2 separate regions of the Homo sapiens genome follow, and region 2 is linked to region 1. A link is a loop called in an ENCODE intact Hi-C map of the cell type or tissue named here. Cell type or tissue: prostate gland. All regions are shown on one strand. Links, peaks and the distances in the headings refer to the core of each region. The heading gives the core; the rest is flanking DNA.

Region 1 (16,190 bases), core at 9,147-11,646:
TACCCATGACTATAAGCAAATTATGGAAGCTCTCTGAGATTCGGTTTACTCTTCTATAAAGGAGGTGAATAATATGAATGGTACAGATCATAGTAAAGGTGAAATGAGTTGATAGAGGTTGACTCACTTGGCAAACTGAACATGCACTGTACAGATATTTACCATGAATATTAACAACATAGTATCTGTTTCATGAGAACAAAAAGGAGGGCTGTGGCTCTGTTGTTAACCTGGGACCTAGATGAGAGTCAATATGTGAAGTACAAAGAGAATGGATGGATGGGTGGATGGATGGATCAATGGATGATAGATGGATTAATGGATGAATGGATTGATGGATGGATGGATGGATGGATGAATGGATGGATGGTAGATGGATGAGTGGATGGATGGATGGATGGATGAACGGATGGATGGATGGGTAGATGGATGGATGGATAGGTGGGTAGATGGGATGTATGGATGGATAATGGATAGATGGTTGGTGGATGAATGGATGGATGGATGGTTAGTTAAATGGAAGAATGGGATGGAGCTTCCTTCTGGCTTTAAGAGGTTTGGCTTCTCTAGTCCATCTGTATTCTTCTCATTCCCCTGTGGCTTTGGAAGCCATAGTCCTTCTAGAGACAGAATAACAGATGTGTCAGGAGTATATCCACCTGTGGAGACCAGTGACATTCATGACCTTGGATACCCTCCAGCTACCTCAGCTCAGGGACTATGTAGGCAGGATTAGGCCAGGGTTGGAAACCTTGTCACTAGCCTGTCCACCCATAAGTGGGAGAAAAATGGCTCTCCACCTTAAACACAAGTCCCTCCCAAGTCTTTAAGCTTTCTTTTTTACTTTTCTTCCTAGTGCTTAGTAAATGGTTATATAAAGCTACCCGCTTATGTGATCAACCAATTCAAGCTGAGATGTTAGAGCCATGATTCTTAACTTTTGGTGCACACCCAGAATCCCTGCAGAGCTTTCTAAACATACATATGCTCATGGCCCACTCCAAGACGAGTAAAATCAGAATAGCTCAAGATGAGACTCGGGCCGGGTGCGGTGGCTCATGCCTGTAATCCCAGCACTTTGGGAGGCTGAGGTGGGTGGATCACAAGGTCAGGAGTTTGAGACCAGCCTGGCCAAGATGGTAAAACCCTGTCTCTACTAAAAATACAAAAATTAGCCAGGTGTGGTGGTGGGGGCCTGTAATCCCAGCTACTCAGGAGGCTGAGGCAGGAAAATCACTTGAACCCAGGAGACGGAGGCTGGCAGTGAGCTGAGATCACGCCACTACACTCCAGCCTGGGTGACAAGAGCAAGACTCCATCTCAAAAAAAAAAAAAAAAAAAAAAAAGATGAGACTCAATTGTATGAAGTTTGTAAAATGTGTAGTTCTCACTTGTATTACTAAAGCTTGAGACCTACTATGTTAATCGCTGAAGGTCCAGTTCCTCTTAAGAGGACTAGCATTTTAGTAGTTGCTTCAATATTACTACTTAAAGTGGGGAGGAATATGGTAAATCCAGGTATACTCAATGGGACTGGTACTTTGGGATCTATCTTGGAGAACACAAGTGGTTACTCTGAGAAGGAGGGGTTTAAGTGAAATCTGTAACCCTGGCTCTCTTCCTGCCCACTCTCCCATGACCCTGAGCAGCCTGAGAGGAGAGTGTCCCTTAGACAGACAGCCTGGGAGGCAGGGGGTTAGGCACTATCAGCACCTGCTCTGCTTGTTGATCTAATTTAAACCCACGACAACCCCGTGAGTGGCACAATTACTACCATTTGACAAAGATGAGGCTTGTAGAGATTCTGAGACTTGTCCAAGCTCATATTGTGTGTGAAGAATTTCCTCCAAGAATACTTAGAGCTCAAGTCTCCTGCCCACTGTGTGCTCAGAGAACTTCGAGCTACGTGATTGCTCCTGTAACAAGGTGTCTGAGAAATATCCCCCTGACAAGCCTGGGTGTGAGTTTTAAGGCTTTTAAAAATTACCTTTAGAGCCTTTGAATGGCTCTCTCTTTTTAGTGTAAATCACCTAGACATTAAAGGCCTTATTGTATATTTATTAGTGTGTTATTCAGACCATGGGGGAAAAGAGAGAAGCTGACTCTATGAATGACTTTGAAAGTGAGAAAAAGCTGGGCCTGAAATCATTGTGACACTGCCACTTGAGGGCATCAGTTTCAATAAATGATCACCTTTTTTATTTCTGATCTCATTTATCATGCAGGCAAGATTCGAAGAGAACTTTTGACCATGGAGGCTGAATGCCACAGGCTCTGATTTCCTCAGCTGTCAAGACTTGCCACATTGCACTGGGCTGACTGAAGTTCAACCCAGAGCAGCCTGGGAAAAGCAATCAGGTCCCTTTTCAGAAGCAAATACCTGGTGGCATCTTTCCACAGGTGCCCTGCCCTGAGACCATCTCTCGCTTGGCCTGTCTACTGACAGGAACAGCCAGGGTTCTGTGCATTAGTGGTGAAGGTATCAGTGGGCCAGTAGGGAGGTTCCTCTTTGTCCAGGGAGCAGGAGTCTGGGGTGGGGAGAATTACTTCCTGCTGCCCTAGTCCTGGATGGCATCTGAGGATAGGTTGCTGGCATTGCCAGGACAGAAGAGGGGAGCAGAGGGCAACCAGAGCTTCCACTTTAGAAGGTAAGAAGCTACGGCTGGGCAATACTGTGGTTGTCCATAACCATGCTGCAAATTAGCGGTGGAATCAGGATTGAAACCATACCTCCTGATGGCCACAAATCAATATCTTTTTGAGTTAAATTACCTTGGCACATTTCCTATTAGGATTGCTACTGGTTTTAAAGCTGGGATCTTTGGTCAGAACTGACTGCCTTAAGTAAGCGCGGCAGCTGTGTGGGTACCCAGCATGAATGCAAATTTTTCTTCACTTGGGGAGGGTGGCTGCAGATTTTAATCTAAGGGCAGTGAGTTTGAGGGTTTCCTGATGCAGCTGGGCAGCTGGGAAACAGACCTTTCCAGGGTGCCACTGTGGAGATGAGTCCTGGCTTTGCCACGAGCAGGCAGTTTTGTTTCTTAGTTTGTTTTTTTGAGACAGGGTCTTGCTCTGTCACCCAGGCTGGAGTGCAGTGGCATGATCACAGTTTACTGCAGCCTCAACCTCTTGGGCTCAAGCAAGCCTCCTGCCTCAGCCTCATGAATAGCTGGGATTACAGGCATGTACCACCATGCCTGGCTAACTAAAAATATATTTTTTTTGTAGAGGTTGGGGGTCTCGCTATGTTGCCCAGGCTGGTCTTGAACTCCTGGCCCCAAGTGATCCTCCCGCCTTGGTCTCCCAAAGTGCTGGGATTACAGGTGTGAGCCATTGTGCCGGGTCTGAGCCTGCAGTTTGACCTTCATCACGTCACATTACATCACATCACCCGCCTGGGCTTCATGTTCCCCATCAGGAAACCAACATGGAAAGGGGAGGAGGTTAGACTCCCGTATCTTCCGGGTCTAGGGGTTGAGGTCCTGCAGAAAGGCAAGGCTTTGTGCTGAGAATTTCAATTCACCACCACCCTCTGGACTGAGGCTTATTTGTGCTTTAAAATGCCCTGACAGCTTATCTTGGCTCAAGCCTGAGTTTCCTCAACGACTTCCGGTTTAAAATATCTTTTCAAGTATTAGTAATCCAAATGATTGGCAACTTCTATCCCCTTGAGGCCCAATTCTTCCCTCCACACACTGTGTAGTTCTGGTCATACATAATAAAGTCCCCAGATACCCGCTGCTGTGGGAAAAAGTCATGTGCTTCGAAAGGAAACAAGACACGAGGTGGCCTTCTGGGTAGGAGCCCTGGAGAGTGTCTCCTATAGCCCTACACGCCACCCACCATCAAGCTTGCGTTCTTGCATCCGGGAGAGGACCAATTTTACACAGACAATTGCTGCTGGATTGATCTTCTGAGACACATCAGAATGGCAGTGTGGTGCAGTGGGTGGCTCCCTAGCCGGCTGCTTCTGCTGGATCTGCCACTAGCGATCTTAGCTCAGCCTCTTAATAATACGAGCCTCAATTTTAAAACATTCACATAAGCATGTGCTGTTGCTATTCTGCTTGTGTCTTCCTTACTGGACTAGATGTTCCTTGAAAGCTGTGACCTTGTTGTCTTTGGCTGTGTCATCTTTGGCACCTGCCACACAAGAGGCACTCAATCCATGATGGTGAGATGAATGTTTGAACCCAAAAGGACCTAGCACTTATTAGTGCCAATGATAGCCAGGCACTGTGCGAGCCATTTTCCATATGCCATTTCACAGCTCACCATTTTACATAAGTATTATCCTATTCATTCAGTTCATGGGGACTTTATGGCCACTAATTTCTAGCTAAGATGTCCTATGCCTATGTGACTCTGTGATCAGCCGGGCCTAGGCTGTTTGGTAGCCCCTATTTCTCTGCTTCCTTGCTTCTCTGGTCATTCTGGCCATGCAGATGAGCAGGCTGGGCACTCATCTGTCTGTCCCCTGCGAGACTCCAGCCAAAGCCCGGCAGCCTTGGCCAACGTGGCCACTCATGCTCTGTGATTCATTAGACCTCATATACTCTGCTGCTTTCCAGGCAACCAGGAAGGCAGCAGCTGCTGTGCTTCTCCAACTGCCTTTCCCCTGCCTTCTGCCTCCGGGTGCTTCCAACCAGTCTGCTGCTCCTGCCCCACCCGTGCACGACAGCCGGCACCACCTGCTCACGACACAGTGGTTTCCGGGGAACTTGGTGGCGTCTGACTTGTCATTCCTCAGCCCACTCCTCTGAGTCAGGCTCTCCCCAGCCGACTTTATTATTACAACTTCCTCCCTCGTTACTACAAACACGGAATGTTGTTTTCCAAATAGTGGTCCCCAAACCACCGTCTCCTGTTATGAGAGGAAGCCAGCCCCATTCGTAATCATCACATTCAACATCACCAGGATATCACTGTGTCCCCCTCGCTGCTCTGAGCACTATGCTAGTGAGGTCATCTCTGACATTAAACAGAGCAAGCTTTCGGCAAGGCAAACTGCTGAGTACTGCAAATCCAAAGATTCTTGAGACTAGCAGCGACCCCATAATCAGAGAGCAGGCAAATCTCCATCCTTTGTGATCCCAAACTCTGAACAGTGCAAAGCTGGGCAAGTTTTGATTTGCTGGGCAAATGCCCTGTTCCTTGCAGCTGGCCAAGGCACCCACAAGAGTAGCTCTGCGCTGCAGTGGATGGTCCATTGATTGTCCTTTCTGCTGCCACCTTCTACCCTCACCACACAGATCTCATGGGAGGTGAGGAGGCTGGTCCAGGCATCTTTAAATCTGGAATCACTCCAGCTCATCACTAAACTCTGCCCCAGACAAAGCCATCAAGTCACTGAATTTGCCTCAGCTCAGTCCCAATTCCTCTCTCCTGCTCAACTCACACCCTCCAGAGGACAGAGCAGCTCCTCTGGTGATGGAGGCATTGCCTTGGGAAGAGGATAAGTTGGGTGGCCAGGTGGACGTTGAGGCAGGTGACCATGGCATCATGTGGAGGGAAGGCTGCCCCTGAAGGCACTGACATGGCAAGTCCCAGGGCTCATTTGTCTTGAAGGATCAAATAATCAAAATAATCGCTCTTTTTTTTTTTTTTTTTTTTTTGCAAGATTCTTTCATATTTCCCTTTCTCTTTCCCAACTCCACCCTTTCTCCCTAAGAGGCTTCAGGTCTCCTGGAAAGAGTCCAGTTTGGACCACATCACTTCCTATTTCCTCTCTCTGCCTCAGTTTTCTCCTCTTTTAAATGAGAATTGACTTCCTATATGAGCATAGAAAGGTAAAGAGGGAAAAACTATTTGCAAGGCCCTATGGCCAGTCATACCCGAGGAGTTATTTTCCTGACTATGCTACACAGGGAAACAGGCCAGGCCACACAAGAAGTGCTGAAACCCCTCTGGCACCTTTTCTCACACTCATGGGTATTCTCAGACTCCAACTCCACCTCTCCCAGCCACATCAGTGAATCCTCCCACCCGCCACCAGCACCACAATGGACTGATGCCTGAGGGCTCAGAAGCCTCAAGCAGCACTCCCTGGTCTCTGCCAGTCCTGGTAGGGAAGGAAGGAATGTTGAGAGTGATAAGTCAGAATATGCAGCTCTCAGAATATGAGGCTGGGCAAATACCTATAGGATGGCACATAGCCCTGCCCTCAGATAAGAAGTCTTCCCATCCAGGCTTCTTACTGGAAAGAGAAGCCGTGCTGGAGGGAGGCTTGGTGCCAGAAGATAGCTGGTCCCAAACAAGGGGCAGCCCAGACACCTGCTATGCCACACTGATATCTGGTGAATAGAGCAAGAGTCCTTGGTAGCTGGGACCTTCTCAGCCAGCCCAGAGAGGCATTTCAGAGGCAAGAAGATGGATATGAGTTTAGGAATGGGGAGAGCATTCTTTTTGATGTCAAGATTTCATTCCTGATGAGACTGCAGCAGCTTGTAGTCCTTCTAAGTGCAACTAAATACAGATGGGTTAATGGCTGGGAGTGGGGAGAAGACTTTCAAGAAATTACGAAGGAGGCCATTCAGCCTTATTGCCAAAGCAACAGGCAGGATCTCTCCCCTGCACACCATGGGGATGGACAATGGGTAACAGTTATCGTTCAGGTGGGACCCTTCTGAAAAGGTATTCTCTTAGAAGGAAGCCAAGTCTAAGCATAGCTAGACAGTTGGGCTTTTTCTCCTGTAAACAAGTCACAAAGAAGGATCCTTGTTGCTAAAGTAATCAGATCTGGGGTCCCTCAACGCTGAGGTCATAGGATGGTATTTATACTTATGGAATGGAAAAACAAAAGCCAGGCACAGAAGTGCCCTAGTTTAAGTTTGCTTTCCAATGTCACTACCGCAGAGGCCTGATGGATCACTGAGTAAGCAAGTATCTCCAGAAAGCTTAGAGGATTCCACTGTCATATGTCTTGGTGGTTGTAGCACAAAGCTCTGTTCCAATCTCTACTGAATTACATTGGCGTAGTATCCATGACTAATCCTGCTCTGGGGTACCAAACTCCCATAGAACCCGCTTGGATGGCCAAAGTACTTTGTCCTTTCCCTTCCTGCCCAACTTCTGCTGGTAAAACCCAGTTTCTACCATATTAAATTACTTTCATTCTGGCCTTTTAACATTTCTTTGACTGTTTTCTTCTTGGCTGTATCTGAACTTTGGGAAATGAACATCTTTAACACCCACTCATGAAATCCCCACTCTGGCAGCTGGTCCTCTGGCTTCTGGAAGGGCCACTAGCCAGGGAAGTCAGAGGGACCCACAAATCAGTACCCAAGACACTACCTAAGGGATATTAGTAGTAATTGCTCAACCTGGACCTACCGATTAAAGGACAATCATGAGTTTGTAAGTAGATGTCACAGACTCTGGAAATGTGTAACCAAAAGCCAAATCACCTGGTATAAAATCAATTTTGGACATGGAGAAGTACTTACCCATGCTTCCCTGGAGTGGGCATCAGGAGGATCTCTCTTGCAGCCTCGTTGTGGGGCAGCAGCTGGGCAATGTACCTTCCAGAGGGCTGCAGGTGCCTGTGCACCGAGACGGCCAGTGTGCAGTGCTCACTGCTGCTCCTCATCCACGGACTCAGGATGGTGTGCTTGGAGTCAGCTGAGGTGTTGAGAAGGAGAAAGGAGCCTGGAAAGAGACAGGGAAAACGAATCTGCAGATGTGTTCAGGTAAGACCAGCAGTAGCTCTGTGGCAAGACTTAGAGACAAATGGCATCAAAATCAGAGATACTGGAGGCCATTATCTCCTTCTCTGCATGCACCCAGCCTTCTTCCTCCATTCTTAGATTTTCTTTGTAAATAGTATAGCCTGATGCAGGTGGACAGTGGCTGGAGACATAGGCCTTATAATCAGGCAGACCAAGGTTCGAACCTTAGCTCCCCTACTTCCTACTTCTGTGTCCTAGAGCCTTCGATTTTTCATCTGCAAAACAGGAATAAAAACATCTATTTCAAAAGACTCTTGTTCCTTCCCTTACTAGTTGAATGATCTTTGGAAAAGCATTAACTTTCTTAGGTTTCAGTTTCCTCCCTTGTAAAATGGGGTGAGAGGGTTGGCTGAACTCAATAATCTCTTAATGTTCATTTCAGCTCTTGAGCCTATGAGTCATGTGAACTTGCAACTGGTCTCCACAGAAAAAGCCCTACAAATCTCCCCTGTTGTTGTGCCCATGGCAGAGTTTCCCTCTGGAGCAAGCCAATCTTGATTCCAGTAGCACAGGCCAAATGACCTGCGAGAAACCTACATTCATGGGGATTACTGTCAGTGTAAAAGCACACCACCATTATATTGTTCCAGGCATTCCTTCTGATACATTAATTTTACTTGCTCACTTCTGCTTTGAAGTTTTGGGCCATTAGATGCTGCTCCTTTTGCAGTAGAAATCTGTTTCAACAAGATCCCTGACTTCCACAGTGGGAAGCAGCTAATGAGTACTCAGTCTTCTTAAACTACTCCTGGCACTTCCAAGGTCTCCTTCTGCAGATAACCCAGTTTCCCAAATAGGCAAATAAACTAGCAGCCTGCAATAAACAATGGTGCAGATAAAAGAGGGGGATTCCTACCAAGGCAAAGCATTACTCAAAAGGAAGGTGTTGTTCCAGGAATTGGAGGTTTCCAACTTTCTTAAAGTAAGTAAAAGCGACTTCTGGTTAAAATCAGGATGAAGCATAAGACCGTGTCTGAGCTGGATCGAGAACGTGAACCCTCTGTACTTGTTGGGAAGCTTCAGCATGGCATATAAGAAAAGTGATCTACAACTGTCATAAATAATCTACATTATGACAGTATTTTGCAGCAGAGGAAATGTTCTTATCATGGGCACAGAGGAAAAGAAAAGGGATTAGAACCAAAGACAAAGAATTGGGAAGATCATCTAATTCAGTCCTCTTGCTTTCCTAGGGAAGCAGACTGGAGATCCAGATAGGGAAATGACTTGTCCAAAGTCTTAGTTTGAAAGTTAAGACCATACTCCAGATTTCTGGACTTCTAAGCAGTACTCTTCTCCTTGTTTCTTTTTCACTGGCCCACTGTGTACTTCAGCCTAAAACATGGCCAAGGTAACTTGTGGCCAGGATGTATAGCTTTGGAAGTCAGAGGGGCAGGAAGGGGAATGAGAGGCACATGGACACCAGACCAAATCCATTTATTCGGTCCCTTCCTTACTCCTTTCTGCCCTCAGATTCCATTTAATGGATGCCTATTTTGAGCAAACATCCAAGCACTGGCTCTGCCCTGAGGACATAGATGTGACAGACACAGTTGTGGCCTTCAAGGAACTCCAGGTCTGGCAGGGGTGCACAGATGTCTGCAAGAACTATCAGCACAAATAGAGGTCATAAAGTCAGACACACATCCAGGCAAAACATGTTGGGAGCCTTCAGGAAGGAGGAGACAGGAGGTCCAGGTGGGAAGATCCGTAAAGAGGAAGACCCTTGAGCCAGGTCTTACAGGGAGAGAAAAACAAAGATACTGGCAGAATGGACTGTGCAAAAGTTGAAGGGAAGAGGAGTCAGGACAAAGGTAGATGATGTTTGGCTGCAGAGTAGGACACTGGAGAGAAGACTGAGAAATAAGGAGGGCCAGGGAGATAGGAGGTGTAACCAGACCACAGAGAGCATTGCTTCTTGGCTGAAGATTTCCAGCTTCATTTTGTGGATAATAGAGAGCCAGATATTTTGAGCAGGTGAGTGGCACCATCAGAGTGGTGCAGCAGGAGAACTGATCTGTTATGGTGGGGGCAAGAGGGAATTAATATTGACCCAACCTCATCTTGCACCACAAGTCCACACAAGGGCAAGAATGTGACTAAATGCAAATTCGAAGTGTTTGCTATATTACTGTTGTAAGCAAAGGCAATGTGTTGAGGGTGGATGACTGGGGTTTCCAGTACTAGGGTAGTGTGTATCTGTGCAGAGCACGTGAGGACCCTGGAAGTATCTCTGGGGACAGAGTCTTGCTCCAGACTCTTTGGGGGTATGGCCTGGGGTTAGGATGAAGACAGTCCCATGTCCAATAATAATTTACACATAAGGGAGCAGCAGCAACTGTGTCCTGGTCTGAGACCATTCTCTGATGTTCTCAGGTTGGCAGAATGTTGAGTAGAAACCAGGAGTTTTCTGAGCTACTGAAGGGAAGAATGGGGGCAAAATAAAGAAAGTATCTCCATTCTTCTCAGGAAGATTACTGCTATGCACATGTGCACATGCATGAGAAGCTCAAAAATCCAGCTGAAGGTGTTGAGGTATTGGACTAGGGGCTCTTTCTGTGTCACTGCTCCTCTCCACCCTTGGGTGTGGCCATGCATGTAAATTCTGTCCCCGAAATTTGGCACCTCAATAATGGAACCCTTTCAAAGCTGACTGGAAGATTTTTCCAGTTCTAATATGTGAGATGATGTTTATATGAATCTTATTTTCTGCAACCGGACTATCAATAAGCGACTGAGCTTATTTTCACTCTCAATGGAACTCTATAGTTGAGAGCTATCTCTTCATCAGCAGCTTTCCTCTACCAAAAATAAGGGAAAAAATACATTTCATAAGCTCCTTGGGATATTGTCAGTATAAATCTTTTAAAGTCAGTAAGAATTTATCTCTCCTCTCTCTCTTTTTGGTTTCTATTTATTTTGCTCAGGATAGCTTGGGGCTAGGCAAAGTCTCCTGGGGTCCTTTCTAACTAAGAAGGATGGTCTAGCAGCACACAGACCTTCACCCAGTGTGGCCATGGGGGTGTGGAGAGGCAGATCAAAGAGCTCTGCTCATACAGCGCCACAACCATGTTTCTTTTATTATGCATCTTGTTGATATGTTTAATGATTAAATATGAAATGATTTTTATTTTTACCTCTGGTCACCAGTGTAGGAATGTGCTGCTCTCATCTCAACCAGCAGGGCTCACATTATGGGCCAAAACCCAAGGGTCATGAACTTAGAGGTCAAACTCTTTTGTATCTGTTCAGTTATTGACCTTAGACAAATTATTTAAACACTTTAAATATTAATTTGCTCAAATTTAATATGGGCAGAGCCTACCTCATATGGCTGTTGTGAAGATTAAATTAAATAACATGAATCAAGTAGGCAGTACTGTGCCTGCTCAAGGTAGGTATGTAATAAAAATCAGTTCCCTGTGTTGACAGGTGTCTTAGTCTGGAATTCCTTTGATCTAGGACTAAACCTGGAATCAGAAGGACTAAACTGGAGTAGCTCTGCTACTACCAACCTTCCTTGGTAAAATGAAGTGTTGGATACAGTCTCTCTAAGGATTCTTACAGCCCCAAACTGTCAGTAATTCTATCTGCCTGCCTAGAATATTATTAATCTAAAGAAATTGAGTCAAGTCTCCAAGCCCCCAAGTCCTAAACTCTTCTTCTCATAATTCACCTCTCTGAGGGTTATATACCAACAGTTTTAATCGATTGGCCAAATACTCCATGAACTTTCCCGCTAAGATGTAAGGAAGTAAGCTGTGGTTCCCTGCCCTGCCTTCCTCTCTCCCGATTTACACACATACATCCCTAGGAAGGGCTCCTGTACTAGCATCATTTGTTTCTTAGATGCTTCTGCTATAAGGCTGCTACCACCTCTAAATGTCTGGTATGCAACACAATGCTTGCCACATGGTAGGTACTCAATGATCCTAAAAATCAAATTGATATGATGGTAACATGGTGATGTAGTTTGGTTGTGTTTGTTCCTCCAAATCTCATGTTCAAATATGATTCCCAGTGTTGGAGGTGAGGCCTGGTGGGAGGTGACTGGATCATGGGGGCAGATCCCTCATGAATGGTTTAGCTCCATCCCCTTGGTATATGTGAGTTCTTACTCAGTTATGTGAGATCTGGTTATTTAAAAGAGTCTAGGACCTCCCCTCCTTTCTCTCTCGCTCTCACTCTCACCATGTGGCATGCTGGTTCCTTGTTGCCTTCTGCCATGATTGCAAGCTTCCTGAGGCCCTCACTAGAAACAGATGTCATTGCCATGCTTCCAGTACAGCCTGCAGAACCATGAGCCAATTAAATCTCTTTTCTTTATAAATTACCCAGCCTTAGGTATTCCTTTACAGTGACACAAGCATGGACTAATACAGAAAATTGGCACCAATGAGTGGTGTTTTGCTATAAAAATACCTGAAAATATAGAAGTAACTTTGGAACTGAGTAACGGGCAGGGGTTGGAGGAATTTGGGCGGGAGAAGCTCACAAGACAGGAAGACGAGGGAAAGTTTGGAACTTCTTAGAGACTAATTAAATAGTTTTGACCAAAATGCTGATAGAAATATGGACAGTGAAGACAAAGCTAAGGAAGTATCAAATGGAAATAAAAAAGTTATTGAAAACTGGAATAAAGGTAACCTGTGTTACACCTCAGCAAATAATTGGGCTGCATTCATGTTCATGCCTTAGGGATCTGTGGAAGGTTGAACTTAAGAGTGATAACTTAGGGTATGTGGCAGAAGAAATTTCTCAGTAGCAGAGTGTTCATGAGTGGTCTAGCTGCTTCTAACAGTCTATGATCAGATATGGGAGCAAAGAAATGACAAACTTGAAACTTATATTTAAAAGGAAAGCAGAGCGTAAGGGTTTGGAAAATTTGCAGACTACTCAGGTAGTAGAAAGGAAAAGAACTTTTTCAGGGGAGGAATTCAAGTGGCCTGTGGAGCAACTCGCTAAGCGAATAGCATGACTAAAAGGGAGCCAAGGGCTAATATCCAAGACAATAAAAAAAAGATCGCAAGGGCATTTCAAAACTATTTGGGACAGCCCCTCTGATCACAGGCTCAGAGGCCTAAGAGGCTAAGAGGCAAGAATGGTTTCAGGGGCCAGGCCCAGGGTGCTGTTGCCCTGCTCAGCCTCATGACACTGCTCCTTACATTCTGGCTGTACCAGCTCTAGCCATGGCTCAAAAGGGCCCAGGTACGGCTCCAGACACCACTTTGGATAACATAAGCCATGCTTCCATGTGGTATTCAGCCTACAGACACACAGAATGCAAGAGTGAAGAAGGCTTGGCAGCTCCCATCTAAATGCCATAGGAGGCATGGGCAGAAGTCTACCACTGGGGCAGAGCCCTGGCAAAGAAACTCTACTAGGTCCATATCAAGGGAAAATGCGGGGTTGGAGCCTCTACACAGAGTCCCCACTGGGGCACTTCCTAGTGGAGCTGTGGGAAGGGGGCTGCTGCCTTCTATATCCAAGAATGGTAGAGACACTGGCAGCTAGACACTGGCAGCTTGAAGCCTCAGCATGGAAAAGCTGCAGACACTCAACTCCAATCTGTGGGAGCAGCCATGGAGGACGCACACTGCAAAGTCATAGGGGTGGAGCTGCCTAAGGCCCTGGGAGCCTACCCGTTGCAGCAGCGTGCCCTGGATGTGGGACATGGTGTCAAAGAAGATTATTTTGAAGCTTTAAGATTTAATGACTGCCCTGCTGTGTTCCACACTTGTGTGATGCCTATTACCCCTTTGTTTTGGTCAGTTTCTCCACTTTGGAACAAGAATGTTTACCCAATGCCTGTACCACCATCGTATCTTAGAAGTAAATTACTTGTTCTGATTTTATAGGCACATAGGTGAGTCCCACATGAGGCTTTGGACTGTGGACATGGAACATTTGTGTTAATATTGGAATGAGTTAATACTTTTGAGGAACTATTGTGAAGGCATAATCATATTTTGAAATGTAAGGACATGATATTTGGGGGGGGCAGGGGTGAAATAATATGGTTTGGATGTGTTTGTCCCTCCAAATCTCACGTTGAAATGTGATTCCCAATGTTGGAGGTGGAGTCTGGTGGGAGGTGATTGGATCATGGGGGCAAATCCCTCATGAATGGTTTAATACAACCCCCTTGGTGATAAGTGAGTTCTTGCTCAGTTAGTTATGTGAGATCTGGTTGTTTAAAAGAGTCTGGGACCTCCTCATTCTCTTTCACTTGCTCTTGCTGTCACTATGTGACATGCTGGCTCCTTGTTGCCTTCTGTCATGATTGTAAGTTTCCTGAGGCCCTCACTCAGGAAACAGATGCCATTGCCTTGCTTCCAGTACAGCCTGCAGAACCATGAGCCAATTACACCTCTTTTCTTTATAAGTTACCCAGACTCAGGTGTTCCTTTACAGTGACACAAGCATGAACTAATACACATGACAAGGAATCAAATAGTACAGAATTGCTTATAATTTTTTTTAAAACAGCCTCTAACCTCTGCTCCACCTGACCACATTCCACACACTGGAAAATTTTTTTTTAAGGATTTCTAACTTCTTTAGGTTGCTGCCTTCATAATTCTAAATATTATAATCATAGTTTTCCTTGCAGGTGTGACAACTTTAGACATGGATAGGACAATAAGAAAAATAACAATATCTCTTTCATAATTCTTGATTTTTAAAATGTTCTTGATTTTAAAAATTATCTTCTACACCTTACGTTTTTAACTTTATGTGATATATTTATGACTTCTTCCAACAGCTCCAGGCAGTATCACTTGACTCTTCTCACTATAAAGATGAGGCTATTTAGTCTTCCTGCCCTTTCCTGTACTTTTTCTCTTCCACACCCCCCTCCCAAATCAGCTGTACTTTTCCTTTACCTTGTCAAGATTGTGTAAGAATGATTAAGTATTTTGTGTTTTGTTTATAGGTTGATGCTAAGTGTGGAAAATCAATAAACAGATCTTTTATACTGATGGCTATATATTTCTCACTGCAGTGAATAAGGGTTATATTTATAATCTTCTCTATAGATCCAAGAATGCATTCTACTCCAAGCAGGATATATTTCCAGCATCAGGATCAAATGAATTCTCTCTCTTGCATTGTTACTTGTCAAAATTGTGGCACATTTTAATTTGTCTCATATTTGAAATAAGTCTTGGTATATGTTATCAGCAATAATTAAGATTATTATGTTAAATTGTCGTGTGCCACAAAAATAACCAAATTTCATTGCCAGTTGTGTCTTTAAGTATAGCTATTTCTGTCTTTCTTTAATCTACAGACAATTATTGTTTTACTTTGATTATTCTCAAAAAAAGGTTTGTAATCAGCTACTGTCCAAAATTTGCTTCCTCTTTAAGGTAATTCATTGAAAGGACTCTGACAGGTTCTCTTGAGCACAGGGTAGATCATATCATTCGACTAGGTAAAAAAAGTTCAAGACTCTAATTTTAATAATCTGAAGTGTTCATGAAAATTGCCAACACAACATCAAGTGGGACAAGAATTAATTACATGGGACTGAACTAATAAAGGACTAAAATAATTTCTAATGACTTCTTTTTGTTTGAAACATTGTTGATTCTTTTTATGCTTTATTGTCTAAAGTTAAGAAAACTTTTTCTTTTGAGCTACTTAGAGCTTACAACAACAACTGGGTAAAGTATAGTTTTGTGAGCAAAATTAAAACATTTAGTTTTTTCTTTACCTGATTTCTCCAGAATTTTGAAAAGTTGTGAGTATTCTTAATTTATGGCAATATAGTTATTTACGCAAGTTCAGTTAGAATCTGTTTTCTTTTGTAGGACAAAATAGTGGATATAGTAGTTAATAGTGGATATAGTGGTTATTGGATATAGTGGTTATTTTACCAAGGCCTTGACTGAAATGGTATATTTTCAAATATGATCAGACTGCTTTGAGGAATTTAGATTGGCTTTATTGAGCTGATAAGAAGCCCTTTAAAAAGTCTGACCTGATATCTTTTCTACACAGTTTCTTTATAGGGTTCCTGACCTGTGGTAAGTAAAAGATGTCACTTTCTGACAGGCCCAGAAACCTCAAGATATTTTAAGACCTTGAGAAGGGAAAAATTCACCCAATTTGTACAGGTATTACAGATATAGATAAGTGGCACATCCTTGGCTTGGCTTTCTAGCCTCGAGGTTTTAAAAAGTCTAATCTTAGATTCCTTGTAAAAAAGTTCCAACAAAGCTAACTTATAAGAGCCTCTATGACCAATCACCGTTCTTGCTATGCTTTATATGAATAATCAGGCCAAATATTATCAAACTAATACTTATTTTGCAAATAAGTTTGTCATACCATTATTTGTCTTTGGTAGAAATAAAGGACTAAAGAGAAGAATTATGTTTTTTTTTTTTAAAAAAAAAAAACCCTATAGGTTTTTCTCCTCATAACTCTGTTATGAGATTCCAGCCTTGTCCATTA
Region 2 (16,190 bases), core at 5,650-8,149, 60 kb before region 1:
CTGCGCCTACCGGGTTCAAGTGATTCTCTTGCTTCAGCCTTCCAAGTAGCTGGGACTACAGGCACGTGCCACCACACCCAGCTAATTTTTGTATTTTCAGTAGAGATGGGGTTTCACCATGTTGGTCAGGCTGGTCTTGAACTCCTGACACAGTGATCCACCCACCTCGGCCTCCCAAAGTGCTGGGATTACAGGCGTGAGCCAATGCACCTGGCCAATAATTTTTAATAGTGTAAAGGAGTCCTGAGATAAAAATTATGAGAACTGCTGACCTAGACCAATGCTGAGCACTTGGGAGATTAATAAATATATTTTAGGGTGAAGTTGAGGAGCCATGGAGATACAGATTTGAAGAATATTGGCTTGCTAGCGATATGAGCCCATAATAAGTTCATGAACATACATTTCTCTTTTCAATCCTTCTAAATGAAAAGTTCATGGTTCAGAATGAATAGCCAGCTCAGCTCAGTGGCTCATGCCTGTAATCCAACACTCTGGGAGGCCAAGAATGGTGTATTGTTTGAGCCCAGGGGTTCAGGACCAGACTGGCCAAAATAGTGAGACCCTTTCTCTACAAAAAATTTGAAAAAAAATGTAGCTGGGTATGGCAGCATGTGCCTGTGGTCCCAGCCACTCAGGAGGCTGAGGTGGGAGGCTGGCTTGAGCCTGGGAGGTTGAGGCTGCAGTAAGCTATGATCACACCACTGCACTCTAGCCTGGGCAGTAGAGTGAGACCCTGCCTCAAAAAAAAAAAAAAAAAAAAAAAAAAAGAACTAGCACACCAAAGAACTACAGTAACTGCCTTACCAATAACCCATTTATGCCTGAGGTTGCAATTTTTTGAACTTTTGCAATCAGACTTTGGCAATGACCTTGAGCAGTAGGATATAAATAACACTCACATGCTTGGTGTTCCAATAATGGAACACTAGGCATAAATGGGCTAATGGCACAGGCTGAAGGCTGATATGTCTTGGAAATAGTCAACCCTAATGAGGTCTGAGAGGGTAAAGATCATACTATGAAGCTTTCCTAAAGGAAGCTGCTCTTATTTGCAGTCTGAGTGGAGGAGTAGGCACCTGGTCAATGAGATAATGAAAAGATGAGTTTCCAGAACCATTCCACATCTGTGGACATGTTGGGTCAATGTAAGGAATTAGCCAAATCAGTGATCACCAGCCACTATCTTGTGCCAAATTGCCTTCTCAATACCCAGAGCCCCTAATTTGACAATTGCTGAGAACCAGTGACATCAACAGTAATATCTAACAGGAAAGTGGCAGGTGGTCTTCAGATACTAGTTTTGATAAGGGCCCACTTGCATTTATTTTTAGGTCCATCTTTCAGGGTGTTCTCTCTCAGAAAGATAAAAATCCCATTCAGTCCCAGCATCTTTTCACAGGCATGCTGCACCTCTGTGGTCATGAAATCTCTCCTTACTCTTTCCTAACTTTGGCCCTTTCTGTAGCTCTCTTAATGGCACCATCCCCCTCCTTGACATTGAAGTTCCCAGCCACAAAGGGTTTGACTTCTTCTTTCTTGAAAATTCCCACTCATCATCCCCCAGCCTCCCAACGAGTTTTTAATAAGTTGTGGATTTCTGCCAATTCTATGCAGTCATTTAGTCATTCATTGAGACTTCACAGCCCTAAATCATCAAATCCTGATTGGATCAAGGTTTCTGCCTGCCAAAAGAAAATGAAACTTCTCTGAAGAACAACAACCTTTAGAGCTTCTGGAATTCAATAAAATATTACCAGAAAGGACAGGAAACAGAGCCAAATGACCCAAAGCCAATATAAAAAGCAATGGAAAAAAATAAAAACAGACCTTGAAGTCTGATATTGGAGTTATCAAATATAGACTTTAGAATAATTATAATATGTTCAAGAAGACAGATGAGCAATAAAGAATTTCATTAGAAAACGGGAATTTATAAGAATCAAATGGAAATTCTAGAAGTGAAAAATACAATAACGAATTAATAATTCAATAGATGAGTTTAACAGTAGATTAGACACAAGAGAACAGAAAATTAGGATACTGGAAGAGAGACTCACAGAAAATGCCCTGATTGAATAATAGGAAGAAGAAAAAAAAGACAGAATATACAGAAAAGAATTCAAGAGACACGTGAGTCACAATGAAAAGGTCTAAAATACATATAATTTGAAGTCCCAGACAAGAGGAAAGAGGGAAAGGACAGAGGCAATATGTGAAGAAATACTGGCTGACAATTTTTCAAAATTAACAAAAACTTCAAACTTCTCTGTGAGTCCCACATAGAATAAATGTAAAGAAAACTATGCCTAGTCACATCATAATAAAGCTGCTGAAAATCAAAGACAGAAAGGAAATCTTTAAAATAGCCAGAGAGGAAAAGACACATTACCTCCAAACAAGCATTGATAAAACTGACAACTGACTTCAACAGAGGCAAGGAAGGCCGAAAGAGAACAGAGTGATGTCTTTAAAGTGCTAGCAGAAAATGACTGCCAGCCAAGAATTATTTACCCAGTGAGAATATTCTTCAAAAATCAAAGTGAAATAAGACATTTCAGACAAAACAGCTGAATTTTTTTTTTTTTTTGCCAGCAGACCCTTACTAAAAGAAATATTAACGCAAGCTCTTGAAGCAAGAGGAAATTTTTCCCAAATGGAGGCAACAGTCATAGAAGAAGGAATAAAGAGCAATGGCAAGGGAAAATACGTGGAAATATTTAAATGAATTTTGGCTAATTAATATAATAATAGTGTCTTCAGATATGTAAAATATGTGTAGCTGTAAAATACATGACAACAAAAGGATAAAAGAAAGGATGGTGGCTAGTGGAGTTTAAGTAATCAGGTTCTTGCCTTGTTCAGGAGTGGCAAGCATACTAATTTAAGATATACTCTAATGGTCACTAGGGTAACCATGAACAGCATAGTAAAATAATATATAACTATATTTTAATGGAATACACAATTAAGTAGGATACACAGTTAACAGGATGCAAAATTAAATACTTTTAATTATGTTAATAGGATATATAATTAAATACTTTTCTACAGAGAATATTCCAGGCCAAGTTGGCTTTATCAATGAGTTCTTCCAAATATTTAAAGATGCAGTAAAACCAATTTCACACAAACTCTTAGCAGAAGATAGAAAAACAAAGATTTTCTGTCTTGTTTTATAAAGTTAGCATAACTTTGATAACAAAATCTAAGAAGGCTACAAGAAGGAAAAATTACAGGTCAATCTCTCTTATTAGCATAGATGCAAAAGTTCTAGACAAAGTATTAACAGATCGGTATGAATTATATATCAAATAGGTAATACATCACAAAAAGTTGAGCTTATTCCAGTATATAAGGTTGGTTTAATTCTCAAAACTCAATCCATATAACCCACTATATTAATAGAAAAAAGAATAAGCAGTATACAGTTGTCTTGATAAATACAGAAAAAGCATTTGATATCATTCATTACCTATTCGTGATGAAAAACCTCAGCACACTAGGAATAGCAGTTGTGGCAGACTGCATTTTCCAAATATGGTCACAGCAATATTTCCGTTCCCACATGCTCTCACAGAACTTGCAGAGTAGAATGCAGTGGCAATGATGCTAAATAACTTTCTTTTCTTTTTTTTTTTTTTGAGACAGAGTTTCATTCACTCTTGTTGCCCAGACTGAAGTGGAATGGCACAATCTTGGCTAACTGCAACCTCCACCTCCTGGGTTTAAGTGATTCTCCTGCCTTAGCTTCCTGAGTAGCTGGGATTACAGGTGGTCCCCACCACATCCAGGTAATTTTTTGTGTTTTTAGTAGAGATGGGGTTTTACCATGTTGGCCAGGCTGGCCTCAAACTCCTGACCTCAGGTGATCCACCCACCGTGGCCTCCCAAAGTGCTGGGATTACAGGCGTGAGCCACTGCACCCAGCCGATGTTGATGACTTTCAAGGCAAGATCACAGGTGGCACCTGGCTGTCTTGCAGGACGGTCACCCTGGGAACCCACTCACCATGGTATGAGAAAGCCTGAATTAGCCTCTATGGAGAGACTATATGAGAGGCCCAAGTAGTGATGCCACCAGTCTACTGTTGGCATCAACCACCAGAAGTGTGAGTAAACAAGCTTTCAAATGATTCCATGTCCTCAACTTCAAGTCTTCCAGCTCCCCAGTCATTGTGAAGCAGGGGCAAGCCTTTCTTACTGTACCTTGTCTAAATTCCCAATCCACAAAATCTGTGAGTGTAGTAAATGGTTGTTCTTTGCCACTGAGTTTTGGGAAAATTTTTTATGCCATTGTAGGAACTGGAACGGAAGGAAACTTCCTCAATCTGACAAATGGTATCTCTGAATATCCTACAGCTAACTTCATACTTAATGATGAAATATTGAAAGCTTTCCCTTTGAATTAAGGAAGAAGACAATGAGGCTCCCTGTTACCACTTCTAACATACATTTTACTAGTTCTCTTAGCCAATACAATAAGGCAAGAAAAAGAAATAAAAGGCACATTTGGAAAAAAAATAAAATGATCAACTAGAATCAATAGGTGAATTTAACATGGTTTTTGAATACACAGTCAATACTGTATACAACAAAAATTACATTTTTAAATACTAGTCACAAAAGAAAAAATGAATCTTTAAAAATAACTTTTATAAAAACACTTAAAAGTCACAAAAGAGTAAGTTTAAAGAAATATTGGCAAGAATACAAAGAAAACTAAAAACAATTACCTGGAGAAATTAAAGAAGATCTGATAAATGAAAATTTATCATGTGTTAAGGACTGGAAGACTCACTATAGTTAGAATGTCAGGTCTCCTCAAATCTGTAGATTAAACTTAATCCCAATCAAAATCTCAGCAGAATTGTGTGTATTTGTACTGTGTGACAATTTATGAGATGATTCTAAAATACACGTAGAAATGCAAAAGGCAAAGCATGGCAAAGATGATCTTGAAGAACAAAGTTGGAGCACTTACAGTACCAGATATCAAGACATATTATAAAGCTCCTGTATTTAAAACAGTGTGGTACTTGTGCAAATATAGACAAACAGAGAAGTTTGTCTTCTCTGAATGAAGTCCAGGAACAAACCTATTCTTAAAACCACCTGATTCACAGCAAAGATGCCATTGCAATGCAGTGGAGAAAGGAGAATCTTTTCAACATAAATGAGCCTATACCTCTACTTAATGCTAAATGAATTATAGACCTAAATGTGAAAGGAAAAACAATAAAGTTTCTAGAAGATGACATAGAAGAATATATTTATGATATCAAGGTAAGTAAAGATTTCTTGAATAGGATATAAAAAGCAGTAAATGGAAAGGCAAGCCACAGATTTGGAGAAAATATCTGCAATATTCACAATGTATACATCTTAAGGACTGTTGTCTGTAATATATAAAGAAGCCCTAAAATCATTAAGAAAAATACAAACAATACAACAAAAAAGGGTAAAAAGACTTGCACAGGACCTTCACAAAAGAAATATTCAATAAGCATATGAAAGGTGTTCAAAATCATTACTCATCAGGGAAATGCAGGAGTTTGAGACCAGCCTGGCCAACATGGCAAAGCCCCATCTCTACTGAAAAAAAAAATACAAAAATTAGCCTGTAATCTCAGCTACTCAGGAGGCTGAGGCAGGAGAATCGCTTGAATCTGGGAGGCAGAAGTTGCAGTGATCCAAAATTGCACCATTGCACTCCAGCCTGGGGGACAGAGTGAGACTTTGTCAAAACAAAAACAAAAACAAAAACAATACTTCCTATCCACCAGAATGGCTAAAAACAAACAAACGAACAAAAAATGGACCCTACCAAGTTGTTGAGACTATGGAGCACATTCTCAATACATTGCTGGGAGGAGTTAAGTTGGTACAATTACTTTGGCAAACTGTTCCAGAATATCTTCTAAAGCTGACTAGACACACATTTTTACCCTCCTAAGTAAACATCCAAAAGAAATGTATATATGCTCCAAAAGACAAGTATAAGGATAACCTAATTCACTGGATATATTGTGGTATGTTTATACAATGAAATAGTCTGCAACAACAACAAAATTGAATTACTGCTACATACAACTAAACAGGAATATCTCACAGACACAAAATAGTTAATACTATCAAATAAAGTTACACAAAATTTAAAAACAGGAAAATCTAATCTATAGGGAAAGAAGTCAAATAGTAATGATCTTTAAGGGACTGTAATGACTGGGAGGGGGCATAAGATGGCTTCTTACCTGCCGGTAAGTGTTTCACATCTTGGTCCGAGTGGTAATTCCATGAATGATTTCCTTTTGTAAAAATGTATCCACTGACGTGTGGTTTTAGTGTATGTATGCTCTATAACATAAAGCTAGCTTAAAAAAAGGAAAAATAGCAACGACGGCTGGTTGTGCTGATGGTGACAAGGATGACTTCCTAATTCTGAGGTTTGATATTTTTCCAAACGCCAAAGTTGTGTGCTCTATTTAAAATCACATGTAGATTTCCAGTTACCTTGTGTAACTAACTCTACAGAAATAATATCTGAATTTTTTGCCTCTAGGAAAAAATTGTGGATTCAGGAATATGCTGTGTTTCACAAGACAGAACTGCAGTACAGAAACGTATTCGTGAATTAATTTTTTATTCTGTTGGATTTGGGGAGGTTTAGTTCAGGCTGATTTTCTAGTGCGATATAAGTGGGGGAGAGGTGGAGCAAGGGGTGGTTCATCAGATCAAGTTGAAAAGCCAAGATAGAAGCACAAAAGCCTGAACAAATTATCTACTGCGAGGCCTTTGCTGGACGGGGCCTGGCTGCCACACCTGCTGCTGGTCAGGGCCCAGGCACTGGTGTTCACTTTGAAGAGAGGAGTTAGGGAACCCCTTGAAGTTTCTGCAGAAGAAACCGCCAGGCTCCTGTGTACCCCCTGCTCCTGCATTCCTTCTTCTTATCTCCTCCACTCACTCATCTTCCCTATGAGTCTCTGAGCCCTTCCGCTGACTTCCTGCAGAAGCATCAGACAACTCGAGAGGGCGGAAAATGGAGAAGAAAGGCCAAGCAAGGCAGTGGGCGAGGTCAGAGGCCCTGTAGCCTGTCCTGGAGAAACCCCTTCCTTGCTGAACCAGAGCCACCATCGCTGGAAGACCTCAGGCCTCAGGGAGCTCAAGGGGGCAGCAAAAGAGGAAGACTGCCCTTTACTTAATGTCTCCTCCCAACTCCACATCCCCTCAGGTAACACAGTTACCATCTGACTGTGGAAGAAATAGGCCCCAAGAGGTGAACTCTCCTGCCCAAGGTCACACGGCGTAGGTGGCAGAATCCGCCTCTCCCGCCATCTTTTCCCAGAATCCCTCCCTCCACTAAGGGAATCCTTCAATCTCCAGGTCCACACACTGGAGAACATTCCTGAACAGTCTCGGGCCCGCCGGACGAGGCTGCATCTCCAGGCCCTCCCAGACCACACTAGAGGGAGGCAGCTGTCGCCATCCTCATTGTTCCCCTGAAGTGAGTGGCTAAGCCCCTGCTAGCTCTATGTAGAGATCGGCGACCCCCTGGGGCCAATCTCCCTTTGGTCCTGGCCTCTCAGTCAAAGGTTTGGAAAATGTGGCTGGAAATTTAAGACAGCCTAGAGCACAGCTGGCTCCCACTGAGTGAACAGCGCTGAGGCCCCGATAAAGGCTCATTCATCTCTGGGAGCTTCATGCTTGGAAGACTCTGAGTGCCTGAAGAGGAATTGTGCAAACTGCCATCACAATAAACAGAGAGAGAGAGCATGTCTATAAAATCCCAGACAGGCGGCAAATGAGAACGGTGACATCGAGTCTCACAACTGCAATGAAGTGAAAGTCTCTTGGTCCTCCCGTGTGGGGCTGCTTCGGACAGATGGGGCAGGGACAGTGGGGCAGAGACTCAGGCCAGGGAGCAGCCTGCTCCTCCAGCGCTGCCTATGGGCGGGAGTGGTCAGGAGACTCCCTCTAGAACAACTTAGGATGCTGGGACCACCAGGGTTTGTTGCTCACTTTACAGATGAGGAGACACAAGCTGCGGCTCAGACCCAGCCTTTAGCTGCCAACCCAAATGCTGCCCTCTCCTCCCCATGCCTGCAGGCATGCATCTAGTCCTTCATGCATCTGACATACAATGAGCGCATTCTAGGTTCTAGGCACTGCACTAAGCTCTGAAGATCAAACCAAGGCCTAGTTTCTGGCCTGGATGATCCTACAGTACAGTAGGGACATAAAATTACCACAATCATTTTAAACACCAACATTCTTTTCCACTTGTAAAGATAATTGTAGGAAAGATACATTATAGAAAAATATAGAAAATGAATCAAAATATCAAGAAGGAAATAAAAAACACACAGAATCCCACTCTCCAGAGACAATCATGGTATGTGTTTAGGTATATGGAAAAAAACTCCGTGTACCCACAGGCCCCGTGCCTGCAAGAGACAGGGTGTCGGTGGTAGAAGCACAGAAGAGGGAGTGAGTAGCCCTGAGACCCGGGGGAGTTTCCCGGTGGAGAAGGAGGGCTGTGCTTCCCCGACAAGGCACAGGAGGATGCAGGGAAGTGTGCTGCATGGGCTGAGACTCAGAGCGTGTGAGGCTGCCCAGGGAAGACAGGGAGAAGAGACCAGGGAGACAGATTAGGTGTGTAAAAGAGCCCTGGGCTTTGTGGAGAGTTCGATTCCATCCTGGAGCATTTCTTGCTGTGATGTCACACTGCAGAAATTAGTTGTGAGATGTATAGCTAGGAATTTGTTACTAATGACTCTCTGGGTATTGATCACCTTGCCCTTTTATCGTTGGTTGACACTGGAGCAGATTCAAGGAGATCACCATGCACCTCGCCTCACCCTCATTCACATATGTCCTGATAGACCACACAGAGTTGATGCGAAGGGGTGGAGCAGCAGGATCTAGGTGCAGATGTAGACTAGGGACACCCAGGCTAGAAAGGCTGTGGTGTGCAAAGGAAGAAGTGAACCACGAGGGAGAGTTGAGCTGAGCAGTGCAGGCTGGGTAAGATTTGGGCACGTGAATAGGAGCCAAGAGATACTTCCTGGGGTGGAAGGTCTGAGTGGGTCCTAGAGCCTGGAAAGGACATCATCATCACTAACATGGCCAGTACCCCCTCATCCCACTACCCAGAGGCAGCATCATGCTAAAGAGAAAGGGGCTTTGCTATATACCAGCTGTGTGGTCTGGGACACATTTACTTAAGCTTTCTGAGATTCCACATTACAAAATAAATGGCAACACTTGGCTCTCTAGTTGTGGTGAGGATTTACTGAGATTGAAACCATGAAATTGCTTAGTGGAGTTCTTGGCACACATATGTATTCAAGTGATGTTGATTTTCTTTCCTTCCCAGCTAAGCAAGTCAGGAAGTCCCCACCCTCAGGTTCAGAATGTTTTATCAGAGGTGCTATATGATTCTTTATAACCCAGAGTTGGTCCCAGATTTTAAAGGGCATGGACTAAACAGATGGCTTCTCAGTGGTCCCAGATCTTCTTGTCCTGGGACACAGTGGTTCCCAAGCTGATAGATCCTAACCGGCTGCTGGTTTCAGAGGTACAGTGACAGCAGGCAGAGGGATGGAGAGGGATGCGAGGGAACTGGAGGCTCTGTGTGGGCAGGGGCAACAAGAAATGTGGGGACTTCAGATATGGCTAAAAGACTTAGGGGAAATTGCTTCCCTGGCCAGCACCAGGTGGCAATCAGGAAATCAGAGCTGAATGTGAATGTGATTTAGAATCCGAAATCTTGGGTTCTAGCTGGAGGTGCTGTGTAGGAGCCTATAGGCGAAGCAAGGAAGGCACTTCTGCCAGCAGATAACACGTTGATTTTAAGCAAAAAAGAAAAAGACTATTTTCCTGAGTCTGAGTTCAGTATTGATGAGCTGTGCAAAGCACTGTCCTTCTTGATGTATGCTCCTCCATCCATAAAAAATGAAGAGACTGTCTCACTCTCAGCTTCTCAAAGCTCCCCAGGTTTGCTGCCTGTGGCTCCAGACCCAACAGATAGAAATATGAGGATTGATATAATCACACATATGAACAGGAATACAAACACCCATGTGAATGGAAACATACATATGAATATGGCCCATGTTGCCCTCCTCTCATCTCTAGGGGGAGGACAACTCTCACTCCATGTTCCAGTTAGAGTCAATCAGCAAACCATGTTTTACCATACACAGGACTGTAATGATCCTGCTTTCGTATAAAGGGCTTTGCAGCCCCAGAACAGCCTTCACATCTATTGTCTGCCATGAGCCACACAAGCCCCTTCCAGGAAAGGTAGGGTGAGTGCTCCCATCACTGGGCATATATGGAAACAGAGCCTTGGACAGGCGGAGGACTTGCCTCCCTGGTGGCCTTCTTTCCACGACTCCTCCTTCTTTCCATGACTCCCTTACCCTGTACTTAACTTGAGAAGAGCTTTGAAGTAATGAGCTCATGCTGTGCTCTCAAGGCTCCTACAGACTGACGAGGAATAAGTCATACGCATACGCAAGTCAGTTTACACTGCCAGGTGATTGAGGATTGATGCCGATCTGTATCAACGATGAGCATGGACATATTCAAAGAAAGCGGTCACTCAAAGGCTGGGTGGCCTGAGAAGAGGCTTCAAAGAGGACCTCAGTGTTTAAGCTGGGTTTTGAAGGGCAGGCAGGATTTGGAAAGGTCAGGGAGAACAAGTGTGTCCCAGCTTGTGGGAATGGTAGGGGCAGGTGCAGAGGGTGGGAGCATAGCTGGCTTGTGAATTCAGTTACTGTTAAGACATGTCCCCAGAGACTGACTAGCTTCAGGAACACAGAAATAAATCTAGTTTCTGGCCCTGCAAAGAATAGGACCCTAGACCTAAGTGAATGCCGTCTAATGAAGCCTTGCCATGACATCCTGTGTCCTCATAAAAGGGTCCTAGACTGGTATGAAAGAAAGGATGTCTTCGCTATTGTGAGACTGGGCAGCCTGATCATCTTGGAGAGAAAGGGAGTGTGTTAGAGAGAGCTCTAGAGCCTGGGAGCACTCAGGGTTCCCTGAACATCTCCCATCTCCTGTGATGTCCCCGAAATGATGGCTCACCCTGAAGCAGGCAGATCTACACTGCCCTGGGGAAAGACCCTATCCTGAGCTTTCTGGGATGGCAGCAGGAGATAGTAGTAGGTTCTGAGACCTCAACCACAGCCTCAGTCTTTCTTCATACACAGATCTGTTGCCAAGACCTAGGAGGTAGCTAACAAGCAGGCCCAGAGGACGCTTGAACACACAGGCCTGAAACTCATTCTTCACCCGCTTGGTGATTTTGGAATTAATTAAATATCCTATCTTACCAAAGCTTTAGGGTGTTTTGCTCTAGAAAGCTTCTTTTCTCTTAACTAAATTGAAGCCCATAAATGAGAAATACAGTGCATGAAATCTCTGGATGTCACACCATAAATCTCAAGCATGTGGCTTTGCAAATCTCCTTTAGGATAAATTGTAGCAATAAAGTGTTTGCATTTTCTTCATGTATTGCTGGGTTCAGGGAGTTGAGCCTTCTCTAGTCACAGGCAATTTGATTGAAGACCACAGGGTCACACAGGGGGACATGGGGCAGCTTGGCTGTGGGTCTGGGGATGGCTGGTCCTTTGCTCTCCTACCACCGCCCCCAGATGAGTGGGTGCCCTCTGCTCTGGCAGTGACCTTGGCAAAATTAGGAAGATCTGGAAGATAACATTCTTCTCAGGGGTGGAAAGGATAGGTTCAGACTGGGAAAAGGACATGAGAGTCTTGAAATCTGGTACAGGAAATCTTTGACCTAAAATATACCAGACACATAACTCAAAGTTGTTTGTTCTTCCTAAACAGCCCTTCTCACTCCCTTCAACTAACCGTTCCTGGGCATTTTGTTCTTTCAGCTAAATACTAAACAGCAGCTTTAAAAATACATGTGACTTTGTATATTTCAGCACAGAAAAATCCCCAAAACATAATGTGGAGTGAAAAACACAAGTTGCAAAAGAGATATACAGTGTGATAAAAACAGGAATATGCATTGACTATGGTATGGACACATAGTATACAGGAAAAGTACAGTCTCATGTGGAATAACACCAGCAACCTCAGCAGAGTGACGTGAGGCTGAAGGAGGATGAGGCGAGGCTTTAGATTTATTTATTTAAAAAAAGGAAAGAAAAACAAAGCAAATAGGGTGAAATATTAATATCTGCTAATTCTAAGTGGTGGGGATGGAGCTGTTTGTAATATTTGTGATATTATTTTCTATGTCTCTAAAATATTTCATAACTGAAAGTAAAATATTATTTTAAAAACAATGAAAATTATAATTTCTTCTGGCATTTGGAGAGGTGTGAATCTTTTCAGAGTTTGCTGAGTTAAATGGGACTGTTTATCTCTAAACTGTGTATGGTCCTAGGTGATTGTCTGTTATATTTCTTGTCTCTGCTTTTTATTGCCCCGTTGCCCCAGGGATGAGTTGACACTTCTTGCTGTTGTCAGTCAATCTGCCCACTCACTTCACACAGCAGTCAAGAGCAGAGGCCAGTCAGACGCAGGGAGGAAAGCAGAAGTGGGGCTGGCTGGCTCAGGCCGGGGGCTACAGGCACTCTCCAGCAACACGCAGGCAGATGCAAAAGTGGGAACTCAGAAAGCTCAGGGAACAGACATCTTAAAAAAAAAAAAAAAAAAAAAAAAGCCATCATTTAAGCCAGCACTTCTCAATGCTTAAATGTGCACAGGAATCTCTTAGAGACCTTGCAGATTCTGATTCACCAGGTCTGGGCAAGGCCAAAGATTCTGCATTTCCAATGAGCTCCCAGGCAATGCCGAGGTTGCTGGTCCAGGGACCACTGGAGCAAAGTCCCTAACAAGGAAAAGAGATCCGGCATGATCCTTTGAACCATCTCATATATCACGTGGGTGTATTCCTGTAATGGGGGCCCATGCTCCTGTGTTTGAGGACCAGCTTCAGATTTAGTGAACGCGAGACCTGAGCGATTATTCTCGAACAGCAAGGGAGTTTCAGTCATTCACCCAAGCCATGCAGCTGGTAATGGCAGATCTGGACTAGCACTTGGAATCCTGGTTTGTAGTTCAGTGCTTTAACTATTTTACCATTTCATCATTTTCCTCTTAGTAAGAAAACAAACTTGACGGTAAGAATTCATTAAATTGCCAATATATTTGGCTTTAAGCAACTCCCCTGTAAACAAATTTAGATTTAAAATAGAAGAGCAATGTGGAAGGGAAGACAATTATTTTTCAGTCTTTATCATAAGATTCCTGGAAACTACAAGCTCCCATAATACACTTCACATTTAATTTGATTTTACCAAAACTCAATTTATACATATTATGTTATCAGCACACATTGCATAGATAAGGCCTACCTTAACTGATTAATGTGCTTCTGTCAGACTCTACATCTCTGTCTTCATTGAGGTTTCTAGAATCTCCGACTTTGGCAAAGCTTCTTCCCTAGGCCTCAAGTTTTTCATCTAAAAACTGGTGTTGAACACATCATCACTAAAGTCTTTTCAGTTTTAATGGTTTTTGAGTTTAAAGTTTTCCTCTTTGTATACCTTAAATATGGCTTTCTGGGACTTCTCTCTCCAGCTGTCATTTTTCTCTTTGCATGGTTCACAGCTCTCCTGCTCAGAAAAGTGATAAGTGACAGGAAGGACTATTGATACAGTGGTTACTTTACATTCAGGAAAGAGGGTCAAGGTGATATTTAAAACTCAGCAACAGAATGACTTTCTGTTTGATTTTCAAAGGCTCTTAAGCCTCAATTCTTCCCACAAAGAAAGAAGGTGATTAATTGGCTGATGTCCTGCCTTCCTTAAAAGAAAGAATATGATCAGTGCAGTGGACCTACGAGGAAACCTAATCAAACCAGTTGTGGCTGTCCCTTCTTGCCTTGTGACCACAGATCTCAAATGGGAAAAGTGCAAACCTGTAGTATATCCCTCTGAATAAATTCTGCCTCTTCCCTCAAGAAAGGCCTGGTTTGAGACCAGTACCGGGAATGAAAACCCTAGTAGCATTGGAGCCATCAAGGCTTTCTCTGGGCTTGCAGAGATATTGCTAGGGGTAGGATCAAGCTGGTCAGGATGGGATACACCAGTGGACAGTGTGCCATGAGCAGGGGAGTTATTTTACTGTTTAGAGCCATAATTTCATAAAATAGAGGGTTGGCCTGCAAGAATTTCTGGTGTCTAGTTCTAGGATTCTGTGTATGAAAGTGGACTTGGAGTGAGGGCATAAATCCCACTTCTTCAAGGTGAAGGAGAACTGAGGGGGAAAGATGCCTATGCCTACATCTGAGGGAGGAGGTATCAAATTAGGTGGCTTAGTATGCAAGAACAGAGGTTGAGGTTAGCAGAGAGGTGTGACAGCTGGCACCACCTGGGAAAAGTGACCTGATGCTTTAAATAGGCACCAAGCTAATGGTGTGAGGTGAGGTCAGGTAGGTAGGGTTTCCTCAGTTATTTACGGCATGTATCCTATGGGTCCTCAGCACAGAAGTGAGTATTGTTGGTACAATGGAATGAACTAAAAGTGTCTTGTATTTTAGCTGATGACAGAGCAGGAGAGTGCCGTAGGAGAGCAAAAACAACAATAACAACAACAACAACAACAACAACAAAAACTGAGAAACTCTGAGACCTGGTCTTTGGATAAGAAAGTTCTTTAGTCTTCCATGACGACTACATGGATTACTAAAATCCACAGTAGGAAGCTCCCCAAGAGAGTGTGTGCATGAAGGGGCGATAGGAGGCAAGGAGATAATGGAGAGTGCCAATGGCAGCATGCTTTGATTTACAGCCCTGCCTTGGATCTGCCTGCTTTTCTTCTACTAGGCTATTCCTACGCAGTTATTGGGCTGAGAAGACTGAATGAGCAACATGTGTTCTAGAATAGGAAACCCAAAGGGCAGGAACTTGGAAAAGACTGTGGTAAATATTTGCACTTGAAAAGAGAGCAGGAATAGGAGTTACAAGATTAGGTTCTGGTCCCCAGCAAGCTGTATGACCTGGGTAAGCATCTCCCTCTCCCAGAGACTTAGTTCTCTTAGGTACGAAATGAGAAAATATATTATCTCAATGGTGTTAAACCCTGTCTGTATACTGGTATTGCTTGAGGAGCTTTCAAAAAACACCAATGTCTAGGCACTGCCTCAGGTCAACTGAACCAGAATCTCTGGGGATAGGACACAGGCATCAGGGCCTTTTTAAAGCCCTCCCAGCTAATTCCAGTGTATGTCTAAGTTTGAGAACCACTCCTGCTATTCAAAGTGTAGTCTGTGCACCAGTAGGCGGTATCTCCTGGGAGCTTTTTAGAAATGCAGAATCTCTAGCTTCAGCTTAGAGAATCCACATTTTAACAGGATTCTCAAATGATTCATGTGCACATCCAAGTTTGAAAAGCCCCAAGACAGTTCATCTCTAAATAACGTTTTACTTTTAATTGTGAAATATTTTTAACATACAGAAATGCATAGAGAATAATTTAATTAGTACTCACATACCCAACCTGGCTTTATCAAGTCATTACTTTTTACTATTTTTCATTTAGGTTTTGTTTAACATAATGACATATATTTTAAGTTGAACCCTCCCTGTGTATTCCTCTTAGATCTTATGCTTATTGCTTTCTTCATAGATAGAGTCAATATCCTGACTTTGGTGTTTCTCCATCTTATTAATGTTTTCATATTATATTAGTCCGTTCTCAAACTGCTAATAAAGACATACCCGAGACTGGGTAATTTATAAAGAAAAACAGGTTTTAATGGATTCACAGTTCCACATGGCTGGGGAGGCCTCACAATCACGGCGGAAGGCGAAGGAGGAGCAAAGGCATGTCTTACATGGTGGCAGGAAAGAGAGCATGTGCAGGGGGAACTGCACTTTACAAAACCATCAGATCTTGTGATACTTATTCACTATCATGAGAACAGCATGAAAAAAACCACACCCATGATTCAGTTACTGCCCACTGGATGCCTCCCACGGGATTATGGGAGTTACAATTCACGATGAGATTTGGGTGGGGACACAGCCAAACCATATCATATACTATTATTATATAAGTAGGTAATTAGATGGATTGATTGATAGAATGACTTTGTCTTCTTAACATGATTTCTGTTGATCCATTCTTGCATTCTTGAGACAA

The links. Hi-C counts contacts between places; a loop is a spot of excess contacts. Peaks named below come from ENCODE experiments on the same cell type or tissue, not always from the same donor. Only the 100,000 strongest peaks of a DNase experiment are listed, where the experiment ranks them.
Region 2: a loop joins it to region 1, with 2.5 times the contacts of the local background. A loop is called at or near these places in 2 of 110 quality-filtered maps.

What each region holds. Positions count from the first base shown.
Region 1 is chr2:29,524,470-29,540,659 of GRCh38, forward strand. It overlaps ALK (ALK receptor tyrosine kinase), which reads right to left. Exons shown (of 29, transcript NM_004304.5): 4 at 7,446-7,647. Among named protein-coding and RNA genes, the nearest start is that of ALK, 390 kb to the right of the region's middle. In prostate gland, for the core only: no CTCF peak of the experiment used is centred there; no DNase peak of the experiment used is centred there.
Region 2 is chr2:29,468,111-29,484,300 of GRCh38, forward strand. All of the region lies in intron 4 of ALK (ALK receptor tyrosine kinase), which reads right to left. LOC105374389 (a long non-coding RNA gene) reads right to left here and starts at 7,267. Exons shown (of 2, transcript NR_136317.1): 1 at 7,244-7,267; 2 at 6,624-7,003. In prostate gland, for the core only: no CTCF peak of the experiment used is centred there; no DNase peak of the experiment used is centred there.